Linked DNA regions of Homo sapiens: all the other regions are linked to region 3. Evidence: read pairs that join two places in POLR2A ChIA-PET (ENCODE). Cell type or tissue: Panc1. All regions are shown on one strand.

Region 1 (4,000 bases), 74 kb after region 3:
AGGAAGGGATTTGTGTGTGTGTGTTGATTGTGTGCCCCACAAGGGAGGGGCCTGCCCAACACTTCGTATGCTTTGCCCTCAGCAATCATTCAGCGCTGCAGATGGAATTCTACACTGGGACAAATGAGGTCTCAGACATTCCCTTCCATTTCTGAGTGCACTTTGGCCATTGTTTGGTCATTGACAGCCGTGTGTGGCCTGGACGTATGAGAGGAGCTGCAACAATGGGTTCTTTGAGAATGGCAAACCATTTGATCTGAGCATCTTGGTGCTGGACAATGAATACAAGGTGAATGCCCAAGGAGCTCCCAATACCTGGCCTTCTTGGGCTCTGAGAGCAGAAGGCAGCTCTCCCTGGCCTGGCCCCAGTAGTTGTTCAGGACCCATCTCTCATAACTACTCCTGCCCCGGGCACAGCACCCTCTGCTTGCACTGCCTTTCTCAGCTCTTTTCCAAAATCTGACTAGGATCAAGGTCATCACACCTAGGATTTCCCCCAAAGTGTAGAATCTCCTCAGTCTTTTCCCATTGTGCTCACTTCTACTTATGCAGTTATTTAAATTTTCACTTAGCTGAATGAATACAATATCCATAAGAATAAAATTGTTTTAGTCAACGAAAAATTAAGTCCTTCTTTCACTCCTGGACCCAATCTTATTCCTGGGAGCATTACCAGTGCTCTGCTCTCCTTCCACAGCAAATCTTTGCTTATGGAAACATATAGATCTATAATTTCACTTGTTTTTAAGAAAATCCCAGTATACATTGCTCTACACATTACACCTTAAAAACTGATTTGATTTGTTGTCAAAGAATATACCTTGAGGATCCCGTCTACTAATGGTGCTTCCTCAGTTTTTAAAGATTGCATAATATTGCATTAGAAGGATTACCCAAAATTACTGAACTTGACTGTTTTGATGGGACTTGAGGTTATTTCCAATATTTTGCTCTCACAAATGGTGCTGTATTAAGACTTCTAGTAATTTATTTTGTCATTATCCACCTCCCTTACTTATACTGAAAGATAATTACAAAGAAAAAAATAACTGGTTCAAAAATGTGTGTATTTTAAATTTAACAAATTGACACCTAGAAGGTTACTTTATAGCCTCAGTAATAAAGAATATGTCCCAATGTTCTGGCCCTTTCTAATGGATAGGCCAAAAGATTCACATTTTATTCAGATTCAAGTGAGGGATCTCTTTCTATGCTTAGAAGCTGTTCAAAATGATAGTCTATGTTTTGCAACACTTGTCCAATTGGGCCTCTCCAACAACACTTGAGTTTTATTCTTGGCCACCATCAGCCCGAATCTAGGCAACTCCAAAGGGAAAGTAGGCCATCAGCAGTGAATGGCAGTCATAGTTCACGGAAATGAAAGATATACATTCAATGAACATGGTCTAGCGTTAACCCTGTGTGAACCCCTCTGCAAGATGCAGGATTCAAGTTCATGAAACAGTCACTAGCCATGGGGATTTTCCAAGCTAGAGGGGAGGCTGAGCAAGCACGGACCATGTGACACAGAGTGGTAGAGCCTTGCTGGAAGAATGATATGAAACATTAGAAAGAAAGTAAGCAACTCTCTAAAATAAGCACAAATGTTAACATGTAAATAGAAGTGTGTGTCTTGGGTTCAGTTATATAGCTAGTAGTTTTCTCAGGGGATGTTGTAGGTAGTAGGACAGAGTGGAGAGGAGGCTGAAAGCTTGTTTGGTGGCATACTGTCTTTCTGATGCATTTTCCCTCTTTTAGGTAATAATAAATGGCCAACACTGTTACATCTTTGCCCATCTACTTCAACCATATTCTGTGAAGATAATGCAAGTGTGGAGAGATGTCTCCCTGACCTCAATGTCTGTCTGCAATTGAGGGAGATGACCACATCCCTCACTGTTGAGGAATGCTGCTTTTTTAAATTATATTTTAAGTTTTAGGGAACATGTGCACAACATGCAGGTTTGTTATATGTGTACACATGTGCCATGTTGGTGTGCTGCACCCATTAACTCATCATTTAACATTAGATATATCTCCTAATGCTATCCCTCCCCACTCCCCCCACCCCACAACATGCCCTGGTGTGTGATGTTCCCCTTCCTGTGTCCATGTGTTCTCATTGTTCAATTCCCACCTATGAGTGAGAACATGCAGTGTTTGGTTTTTTGTCCTTGTGATAGTTTGCTGAGAATGATGGTTTCCAGCTTCATCCATGTCCCTACAAAGGACATGAATTCATCAGTTTTTATGGCTGCATAGTATTCCATGCTGTATATGTGCCACATTTTCTTAATCCAGTCTATCATTGTTGGACATTTGGCTTGGTTCCAAGTCTTTGCTATTGTGAATAGTGCCTCAATAAACATACGTGTGCATGTGTCTTTATAGCAGCATGATTTATAATCCTTTGGGTATATACCCAGTAATGGGATGGTTGGGTCAAATGGTATTTCTAGTTCTAGATCCCTGAGGAATCGCCACACTGACTTCCACAATGGTTGAACTAGTTTACAGTCCCACCAACAGTGTAAAAGTGTTCCTATTTCTCCACATCCTCTCCAGGAGACCTGTTGTCTCCTGGCTTTTTAATGATTGCCATTCTAACTGGTATAAGATGGTATCTCATTGTGGTTTTGATTTGCATTTCTCTGGTGGCCAGTGATGATGATAATTTTTTCACGTGTCTTTTGGCTGCATAAATATCTTCTTTTGAGAAGCGTCTGTTCATATCCTTCGCCATGGAATCCCTCTTTCTATGTGACCACAGAATCCCCAGAGCCTACTGACAGCATGGTCTCTCCTCACCCTTTCCCCTGCACTTGGTCATTAAAACATCACCACACTTCCCAGGATTTGGTTCTTGCTTTAATGGGGAAAGAGGAAGTCATCATCCTCAAGAAGGCCCAAGGAACTTTATGGGAGGCATCCAGAAACCAAAGTGGATAAACCTTCTTGTGACTCCGGGAGTGACAAGGTCCTTAGAATGTCTTAGAAGTCATTATGTACGGCATCTTTCTACAGCACATTGTTGACATCAGAGACTCTGAGACAAATACCTTACCCAATCTTAGATGACTCACTGCACTGAAATGTTAGGTAGCTGTTTAAAGCCTCACAGGTGTACCTCGAGGCTTTGGGGAGAAATTTTGTAACTTGAGGACAATCTGGTGGAATTTTCTAATTATTTCCATTGTTCTCAGGATATTTATTGTGTAATCACGGTGCCTGGCTTTGTACAGGCTACCATGCAGAAACTTTAGAAACAGACACACTTCCCACATGAAAACTTCAATCCAAGCAATAGTTAGAGAATCACAAGAGTCCCAAGATTTCCCTTAAAGAACCCCAATTGTTGATGTTTAAAAATAATAGCGAGATTTTTCTGATGTAAGTGGCAGAATCCTTGAATTTCTATTTAAAAATAAATGGTTATGGTTTTAGATCAGAAAATATGTAGTTTATTGTTGGGATGAACACAATTCATACATATGGACACAGTGAGCAGACCTTGCTTTGTTGCTGTTTCACTAGGCATTGCAGCACAGCAAACCTCCCAACACATGTTGGCTTAGAGCAATCTTTTCTTCTGATCTTGCTCAGTTAACTGGACTCATGTGGGTGGTAGATCATGTAGTGAAAGTGACGTTTTCTGAAGGATATTTCAGGCTGTGATTCCAGAGGATGCTTCACTCATGTCTGACTCAACACTAGGGCTGGGCGAACACCTGGGGCTGGCTGGTTATTTCCTTTCCTACCTCACCTCCAAATTCATGCCTTGAATTCCCTCAAATCATGAGAGTCTCCTGTTTCTTGGACTGAATGATGATAGGCTTCCACCAAAGCAAGCCTCCCAAAAGGCTCAGGAAGAAGGTGCAAGGTATCATAGGACCTAGCTTTGAAAGGCAGACAGTGTCACTTCTATGACATTATATTGATCAAAGTGAGCCATACACACAGCCCAAATCAAAGGAAGGGAACTTCATAAGCTGTGGTTATT
Region 2 (4,000 bases), 62 kb before region 3:
CAGAGATCTCAGTCTCAAGGCAGAGGCAGTTTTATAGATACACAGTTACTGCAGGGGATGTTGAGGACGGTGAGAGCACATCCAAGCCCTGAGGTGAGCAGAGAGTGGTGGGGGCATCCTCCACTGGGAGGGAGGAGCCAGGTTTGGAAAGAGGCATCTCTGGGACCTGTCAGAGGGGAACTGATGACAAGGTTCCTAGAAATCAGCCTGTGGTCCTGTCATAGTTTGGGTTGTTAAAATGTGCTTCATCGTGGGCTAGTCGAGATTTGTGTTAAGCAAATATTTCTGAAGTCTTCTGTGCTTGGCCTTGGGCTGGGTGATGTTGGGGGACCCAGCAGTGCCTGAGATGGACTGGGCCCTACTATTGGGAGGCTCACAGTGGTCAGGGCTGTGATGGAGGGAGCCCAGAGAATTGTGAGCATAGAGGATGTGCCTGACTCTGCCTGGGGGAGAGGGGGCGGGGATGGCTGCCTGGAGGAGGAAGGTTAGTTTGGTTTTTTTTTTTTGTCTTGGTGTCTTGCTCTGTCACCCAGGCTGGAGTGCAGTGGCACGATCTCAGCTCACTGCAGCCTCCACCTCACGGTCAAGCAGTTCTCCTCTCTCAGCTTCCTGAGTAGCTGGGATTACAGCGGTGCGCCACCACACCTGGCTGATTTTTATATTTTTGGTAGAGATGGGGTTTCACCATGTTGGCCAGGGTGGTCTCAGAACTCCTGACCTCAAGTGATCGCCTACCTCGGCCTCCCAAAGTGCTGGGATTACAGGCATGAGCCACCACGCTAAGCCTTTTTTTTTTTTTTTTGAGACAGGGTCTCACTTTGTCACCCATGCTGGGGTGCAGTGGTGTGATCTCGACTCACTGCAGCCTCAGCCTCCTGAGGATCAAGCAATCCTCCTGCTTCAGCCTCCCAATGAACTGGGACAACAAGATTTTGCCACCATGCCTGGTTAAGTTTTGTATTTTTGGTAGAGACAGGGCTTTGTCAGATTGTCCAGGCTGGTGTCAAACTCCTGGGCTCAAGTGATCCTTCTACCTTGGCCTCCCAAAGTGTTGGGATTACAGGTGTGAGCCCCCATGCCTAGCTAAGGAGGGAATATTTTCGTTGAAGTGTGAATGGGAGGCACAGTTTTTTTTTTTTGGAGATGAAGTCTCACTCTGTCGCCCAGGCTGGAGTGTAGTGGCACAATCGCGGCTCACTGCAACCTCTTCCTTCTGGGTTTAAGTGATTCTCCTGCCTCAGCCTCCTGAATAGCTGGGATTACAGGCGCATGCCACTGCGCCCAGGCCCAGAGGGGACTTTTTATACAGAAAACCAGCATGGATGATGGCCAGCACTGAGAGAGTATGGTCCAAGTAGTTGAGTGCAGCTGAGGCCTAGTGTTGGGGAGGCAGTCCTGAATGGTGGGGAACGGGGAGAGGCAGCAGGCAGAGCATGTGCTTCTAGTTCAGGCTGGCTGAAGCTGAGCAGGGGAACAAATGGTCAGGTTCATGTTTTAGATTACAGTTTTCTAAGACTGTACCATATATTCTAGGTTGGGGATGATGAAAGGTGCTTTTAGGTGGAATAAGGACAAGACCTTAAGCTACATTGAATCATTTAGTGAGAATATTTCCTTTTCAGTTGTGTGTCTTATCTTGATTGGGTCATGAGAAAGTTTCATCTTAGTGCTACTGTGTCTTGAACGCCTCTGGGTGGGAGAACAGGCCTTAGGCTTAGAGCCTGCAGCAGGCAGCAGTATCTTGCTGGGTCTTAATAACATTGTTTTGCTTTTATCTTTATAGTTACCTTGTGTTTATGACAAACCTTCAAAAAGTTTTAAATTTTGAAACATTGCATAATATAAAAATGTTTTTATTTAAGAAGGTGAGTAGATTTGAAGAAAATACACATTGAGTATTATCTAAAATGCTTGGGACAAGAAGTGTTTCAGATTTTGGATTTTTTTTTTTTTGATTTTGTAATATTTGCTGTGGAGCGTTCCCTAATCTGAAAATCCAGAATGCTCCAGTGAACATTTACTTTGAGCATGACCTTTTTTTTTTTTTTTTTTTGAGACAGAGTCTTGCTGTGTCGCCTAGGCTGGAGTGCAGTGGTGCGATCTTGGCTCACTGCAACCTGTGCCTCCCAGGTTCAAACAATCCTCCTGCCTCAGCCTCCCAAGTAGTTGGGACTACAGGCGTGCCACCATGCCTGGCTAGGTTTTTTTTTTTTTGTATTTTTAGTAGAGATGGGGTTTCACTATGTTGGCCAGGCTGGTCTTGAACTCCTGACCTCAGGTGATCCGCGCGAGCCACCGCGCCCAGCCTGAGCATGACCTTTGAGCATTATGTCAGTGCTGAAAAAGTTTCAGATTTTGAAGCCTTTCAGATTTCAGTTTTTTGTTTGTTTGTTTTTTTGACAGTGTCTTGGTCCATTGGCCAGGCTGGAGTGCAGTGGTACAATCTCGGCTGAGTGCAACCTTCACCTCCCAGTTTCAAGCGATTCTCCTACCTCAGCCTCCTGAGTAGCTGGGAGTACAGGTGCCCACCACCGTGCTGGGCTAGCTTTTGTATTTTTAGTAAAGACGGGGTTTCACCACATTGGCTAGGCGGGTCTTGTACTCCTGATGTCAGGTGATCCACCCGCTTTGGCCTCCTAAAGTGTTGGGATTACAGGCATGAGCCACTGCACCTGACCAGATTTCAGATTTTTGGATTAGGGATGTTCAACCTGTATTAGGTAAATGGATTGTAGTAATGACATGGAAGAAGTCGTGAAGTTCATGAGTTAAAGACTGAAGTTTGGTATGCATCCATTAATGTTGTTTCTGGTATGGAAAGAGGGATTAGAGGCCAGGAGAGTAGGGAGGAGGCTGGGGTAAGGATCCAGGTGTTAGAGGGCAGTGTCCTGGCCTAGGCTCAGATATATGGGGCTGGGGGAAAAGGATGGGTTGGAGAAATGATGTTTACAGGCAGAAAGGATGAGGATTTGGTGCCTGTCGGTAATTGGAGGAGGCCATCACAGGTCTAGGGGAAGACACTGAGGTCAGTTTGGGACACAGTGAGTATGAAAGGGCTCAGAGGCCATCTAGGGGAGGCATCCAGGATGCTGCTGGTGCATGGAGGTCTTGAGTTCTGGAAAAAAGTGGGACTCTATAGACAGATGAGGACACGTGTCATCTCTAGAGACAGGAACTGAGGTCATGGAAAGTAAAATGGACAGGGAGAGAGGGCATGGAGGGAGAACAAAGTGGCCCTGGACTGAGCCCTGGTAATTGATGTCAGATTTGAAGGGGTTAACAGTAAGAGGAGCTTGAAGAGGAGCTGGTGGAGTTTTGAGAAAAACCAGGAGAGCATGATACGGCAGAAGCCAAGAGAGGAGCATTTCTCCAGGGAGGGCATGGTTGGGGTGCCAGATGCTGCTGGGATGGTAGGGAATACAGAATGGCCACAGAATTAGCAACAGGGGTGGCCAGTGATCTTCGTGAGCAGTGTGGACTAGAAACAGAGATGGGAGTCACTGTCACAGAGATGTCCACCACCGCCAAGGGAGAGGACGAGATGGCCTTGGGGAGTTGTAGAATGGGAAGAGATGGGCCAGGTGCTGTGGCTCACACCTGTAATCCCAGCATTTTCGGAGGCAGAGGCGGATGGATCACCTGAGGTCAAGAGTTCGAGACCAGCCTGGCCAACATGGTGAAGCCACGTGTCTACTAAAAAAATACAAAAATTAGCCAGGTGTGGTGGCGCACACCTGTAATCTCAGCTACTCAGGAGGCTGAGGCAAGAGAATTGCTTGAACCCAGGAGGTGGAGGTTGCAGTGAGCCAAGATTCTGCCATGGCACTCTAGCCTGGGAGACAGAGTGGGACTCTGTCTCAAAAAAAAAAAAAAAAAGAGAGAGAAAGAAATGAGGCCCAAGGACCAAGCTTCATCAAGCTATTATAGTTAAAGACTCGGTGGAAAGTGAGCAAGAGGTCTAGTGCAGGGAGAAGCCCGGGTCAACTCCCAGGGTTGCTTG
Region 3 (4,000 bases):
TACAAAAAAAATTGAAAAAATCAGCCAAGTGTGGTGTCATTCACCCGTAGTCCCAGCTACTTGGGAGGCTGAGCTGGGAGGATTGCTTGAGCCTAGGTGGTTGAGGCTGCAGTGAGCTGTGGTGGTGCCACTGTACTCCACCCTGGGTGGCAGAGTGAGACTGTGTCTCAAAAAAATAAAATAAAAAGGGCTGGTCACAATGGCTCATGCCTGTAATCCCAGCACTTTTGGAGGCCAAGGTGTGTGGATCACCTGAGGTCAGGAGTTTGAGACCAGCCTGACCAATATGGTGAAACCCTGTCTCTACTAAAAATACAAAAACTAGCTGGGCATGGTGGCAGGCACCTGTAGTCCCAGTTACTTGGGAGGCTGAGACAGGAGAATCGCTTGAACCCGGGAGGTGGAGGTTGCAGTGAGCCGAGATCATGCCACTGCACTCCAGCCTGGGTGACAGAGCGAGACTCCATCTCAGAAAAAAAAAAAGGAAATAGCTGAGGCTTCTGAGGCTTTGTAATTTATAAAGAAAAGAGGTTTATTTTGGCTCATGGCTCTGTAGGCTATACAGGAAGCACAGTGCTGGCATCTGCTTCTGCTGAGGCCTCAGGAAGCTTCCAATCATGATACAAGGTGAAGGGGGAGCAAGCACATCACATGGCAAGGGAGGGAGTGAGAGGGGGGTGCCAGGCTCTTTTATTTATTTATTTATTTGGTACAGAGCCTCCCTCTGTTGCTCAGGCTGAAGTGCAGTGGCACAATCTCGGCTCACTGCAACCTCCACCTCCCAGATTCAAGCAATTCCCCTGTTTCAGCCCCCCAAGTAGCTGGGACTACAGGTGTGTGCCACCATACCAGCTAATTTTTTTTGGCATTTTTAGTAGAGACAGGGTTTCACCACTTTGGCCAGGCTGGTCTCGAACTCCTGACCTCAAGCAATCTGCCTGCCTTGGCTTTCCGAAGTTCTGGGATTACAGAAGTGAGCTACCACGCCCAGTCTCAGGCTCTTTTTTTTTTTTTTTTTTTTTTTTTTTGAGACAGAGTCTTGCTCTGTCACCCAAGCTGTAGTGCAGTGGCACGATGATCTTGGCTCACTGCAAGCTCCGCCTCCTGGATTCATCCATTCTCCATCTCAGGCTCTTTTAAACAACCAGCTCTCGAGGGAACAAGGGAACTCACAGAGCGAGAACTCACTCATTACTGTGGGGAGGGCACCAAGACCTTCTTGAGGGTTTCGCTTCGAAACACCTCCCACCAGGCCCACCTCCAACATTGGCGGTCATTTCAACATGAGATTTGGAGGGGAAAAATATCCACACCAAATCAATACCCATATAAGAAGCCAGAGGCTGGGCACGGTGGCTCATGCCTGTAATCTCAACACTTTGGGAGGCTGAGGCGGGTGGATCACTTGAGGCCAGGAATTTGAGACCAACCTGACCGACATGGTGAAACCAACCCCGTCTCTACAAAAACATACAAAAATTAGCCAGACATAGTGGCGCTCACCTGTAATCCCAGTTACTTGGGTGGTGGAGGCACAAAAATCGCTTGACCCCAGGAGGCAGAGGTTGAAGTTAGCCGAGATCGTGCCAATACACTCCAGCATGGGTGACAGAGCAAGACTCTGTCTCAAAAAAAAAAAAAAAAAATGGCCAGGCGCGGTGGGTCACAGTGGCGGACCACCTGAGGTCAGGAGTTCAAGACGAGCTTGGCCAATGTGGTGAAACCCCATCTCTACAAAAATACAAAAATTAGCTGGGCATGATGGCAGTGCCTGTAATCCCAGCTACTCAGGAGGCTGAGGTGGGATAATTGCTTGAACCTGAGAGGTGGGGGTTGCGGTGAGCTGAGATTGTGCCATTGCACTCCAGCCTGGGTGACAGAGCAAGACTCCGTCTCAAAAAAAAAAAAAAAAAAAAAAGCCAGAGAGCTAGCTGGCTCTCTTCCTGCCATGTGAGGCTGCAAGAAGTTGGTGGTCTGCAACTTGCAAGAGGTCCCTCCCTAGAACCCAACCTTCTGGCACCGTGATCACAGACTTCCAATCTCCAGACCTATGAGAAATAAATGTTTAAGCCAGTTTATAGTATTTTTTTTAATAACAGCCTGAGCCAACTAAGAGAGTTGGGTTTTGCTGCAATAACAAATTTCCCTCAAATCTTACTGACTTACACAATCACAGGTTTCTTTTTTGTTCATGGCACACATCCAGGCCACCAGGCTTTTCGTTTTTGTTCAAGAGACATAGTCTTGCTCTTGTTCTGTCACCCAGTCTAGAGTGCAGTGGTGTGATCATAGCTCATGGCAGCCTCAGTCTTCTGGGCTCAAGTGATCCTCCTGCCTCAGCCTCCTGAGTAGCTGGAACTGTGGGTGCATACCAGCATACCTAGCTAAGTTTCAAGTTTTTTGTAGAGAGGGGTTCCTGGTATGTTGTCCAGTCTGGTCTTGAACCCCTGGGCTCAAGCAGTCCCCCTGGGCTCAAGCAGTCCTCTTGGTTTGGTCTCCAGAAGTGCTGCAATTACAGGCAGGGTTTTACCATGTTGGCCAGGCTGATCGTGAACTCCTGACCTCAGGTGATCCACCGGCTTGCTCTCCCAAAGTGTTGGAATTACCGGCGTGAGCCACCGCTCCCCATCAGGGGCTTTTTTTTTTTTTTTTTTTTTTAAATCAGTCTCTAACACTGGAACACTTTTCTGCTTCGGAAGTAAAACCATCAGGCTGTTAGACACAGACACCCCTCTCTTGGCTTCCTTCAAATTACTGAAAACAAGTCTCTCCACCCCCTACCGTACCAACCAACCAACCAAAGACTGGCCAGCACATGCTGTAGTCTCAGAACTTTGGGAGGCCAAGGTGGGAGGATTGCTTGAGCCTAGGAGGTCGAGGCTGCAGTGAGCTGTGATTGCACCACTGTGCTCCAGCCTGGGTGACAGAGTGACAGCCTGTCCTCCCAAAAAATAAAAAAATGTTTTAAAAAGTACATGTCTGATGTGCTTACAAAAAATAAAAGAAGATCCTTGGTTAATGGCCCTGCCCCTTACTCCAAGGCCATATTTGCTGTGCTCACTGTCTGGGCTCTAGTCCTGCTGCCTCCAGCTAACTCCTCCTTTACCTGGCTAACCCTTTGTCTCTTTATTAATGCCATAAACATTTATTGAGCACCTACTACATGCCAGATCTTATTCTGGGAGCTGGGAATACAGCAGTAAACAAGACGGACAAGACCCCATCCTTGAGGAGCTCACAGCTTGACATTCCTTCTCAAAGTGGTTAAGCCCCAGGATGCTGGAGCCTGACGGGTTGAGTTTGAATCCCAGCTCTGCCATTTAACTAGCTGTGGGCAAATGTTTAGCGCCTAGTACTGTAATAAATGTGAACTCTCAGCCGGGCGCAGTGGCTCACGCATGTAATCCCAGTAGTTTGGGAGGCTGAGGCGGGTGGGTCACTTGAGGCTAGGAGTTCGAGCCTGGCCAACATAGTGAAACCCCATCTCCACTGAAAACACAAACACTAGCTGGGTGTGGTGGCGGGCACCTGTAATTCCAGCTACTTGGGAGGATGAGGCAGGAGAATCTCTTGAATCCAGAAGGCTGAGGTTGCAGTGAGCTGAGATCATGCCACTGCACTCCAGCCTGGGCCAGAGTGAGACTGTTGCCGTGGTGCTCATCATCAGTCTCCAGATGTCAGTTGTCCCCTTTTCTAGTGAGCCGTCTCTGATTGCAGCAGGCTGACTGAACCTATTCTGGGATCCCACAGCTCCTGGGCTCCCTCATCCCTGCCCTGAACGCTCTGGGCTGTAGCCCTTTGGTAATGGGTATGTGTCCCCTACTGGACAGGGAGCCTGGTGAGGGCAGGGACCAGGGCTTTCCTGATGCCTGCTCTGTCCCCAAATTCACCCAGCAGAGAAGTGTGCACGCAGCAGGCACTCAGTACACATATGCTGAACACCTGAGTGTCACCGACAGCTGCGGAGGCACTGGGGCAATCTGTGTGTTTCTCAGCCTGG

What was found. Peaks named below come from ENCODE experiments on the same cell type or tissue, not always from the same donor. Only the 100,000 strongest peaks of a DNase experiment are listed, where the experiment ranks them.
Region 1: POLR2A ChIA-PET joins it to region 3 with 15 read pairs; 2 of 35 experiments call an interaction of 5 or more read pairs at or near these places.
Region 2: POLR2A ChIA-PET joins it to region 3 with 13 read pairs; 16 of 35 experiments call an interaction of 5 or more read pairs at or near these places.

Annotation. Positions count from the first base shown.
Region 1 is chr19:39,584,606-39,588,605 of GRCh38, forward strand. No RefSeq gene overlaps it. Among named protein-coding and RNA genes, the nearest start is that of LGALS13, 16 kb to the right of the region's middle. In Panc1, CTCF peaks have their summits at 1,433, 1,634, 2,765 and 3,828; no DNase peak of the experiment used is centred here; H3K27me3 peaks cover 3,154 bases.
Region 2 is chr19:39,449,154-39,453,153 of GRCh38, forward strand. The region is part of intron 2 of SUPT5H (SPT5 homolog, DSIF elongation factor subunit); the gene reads left to right. Among named protein-coding and RNA genes, the nearest start is that of SUPT5H, 5.6 kb to the left of the region's middle. In Panc1, no CTCF peak of the experiment used is centred here; no DNase peak of the experiment used is centred here.
Region 3 is chr19:39,511,009-39,515,008 of GRCh38, forward strand. No RefSeq gene overlaps it. Among named protein-coding and RNA genes, the nearest start is that of SELENOV, 2.1 kb to the right of the region's middle. In Panc1, no CTCF peak of the experiment used is centred here; a DNase peak (open chromatin) is centred at 2,218; H3K4me3 peaks cover 360 bases; H3K27me3 peaks cover 959 bases.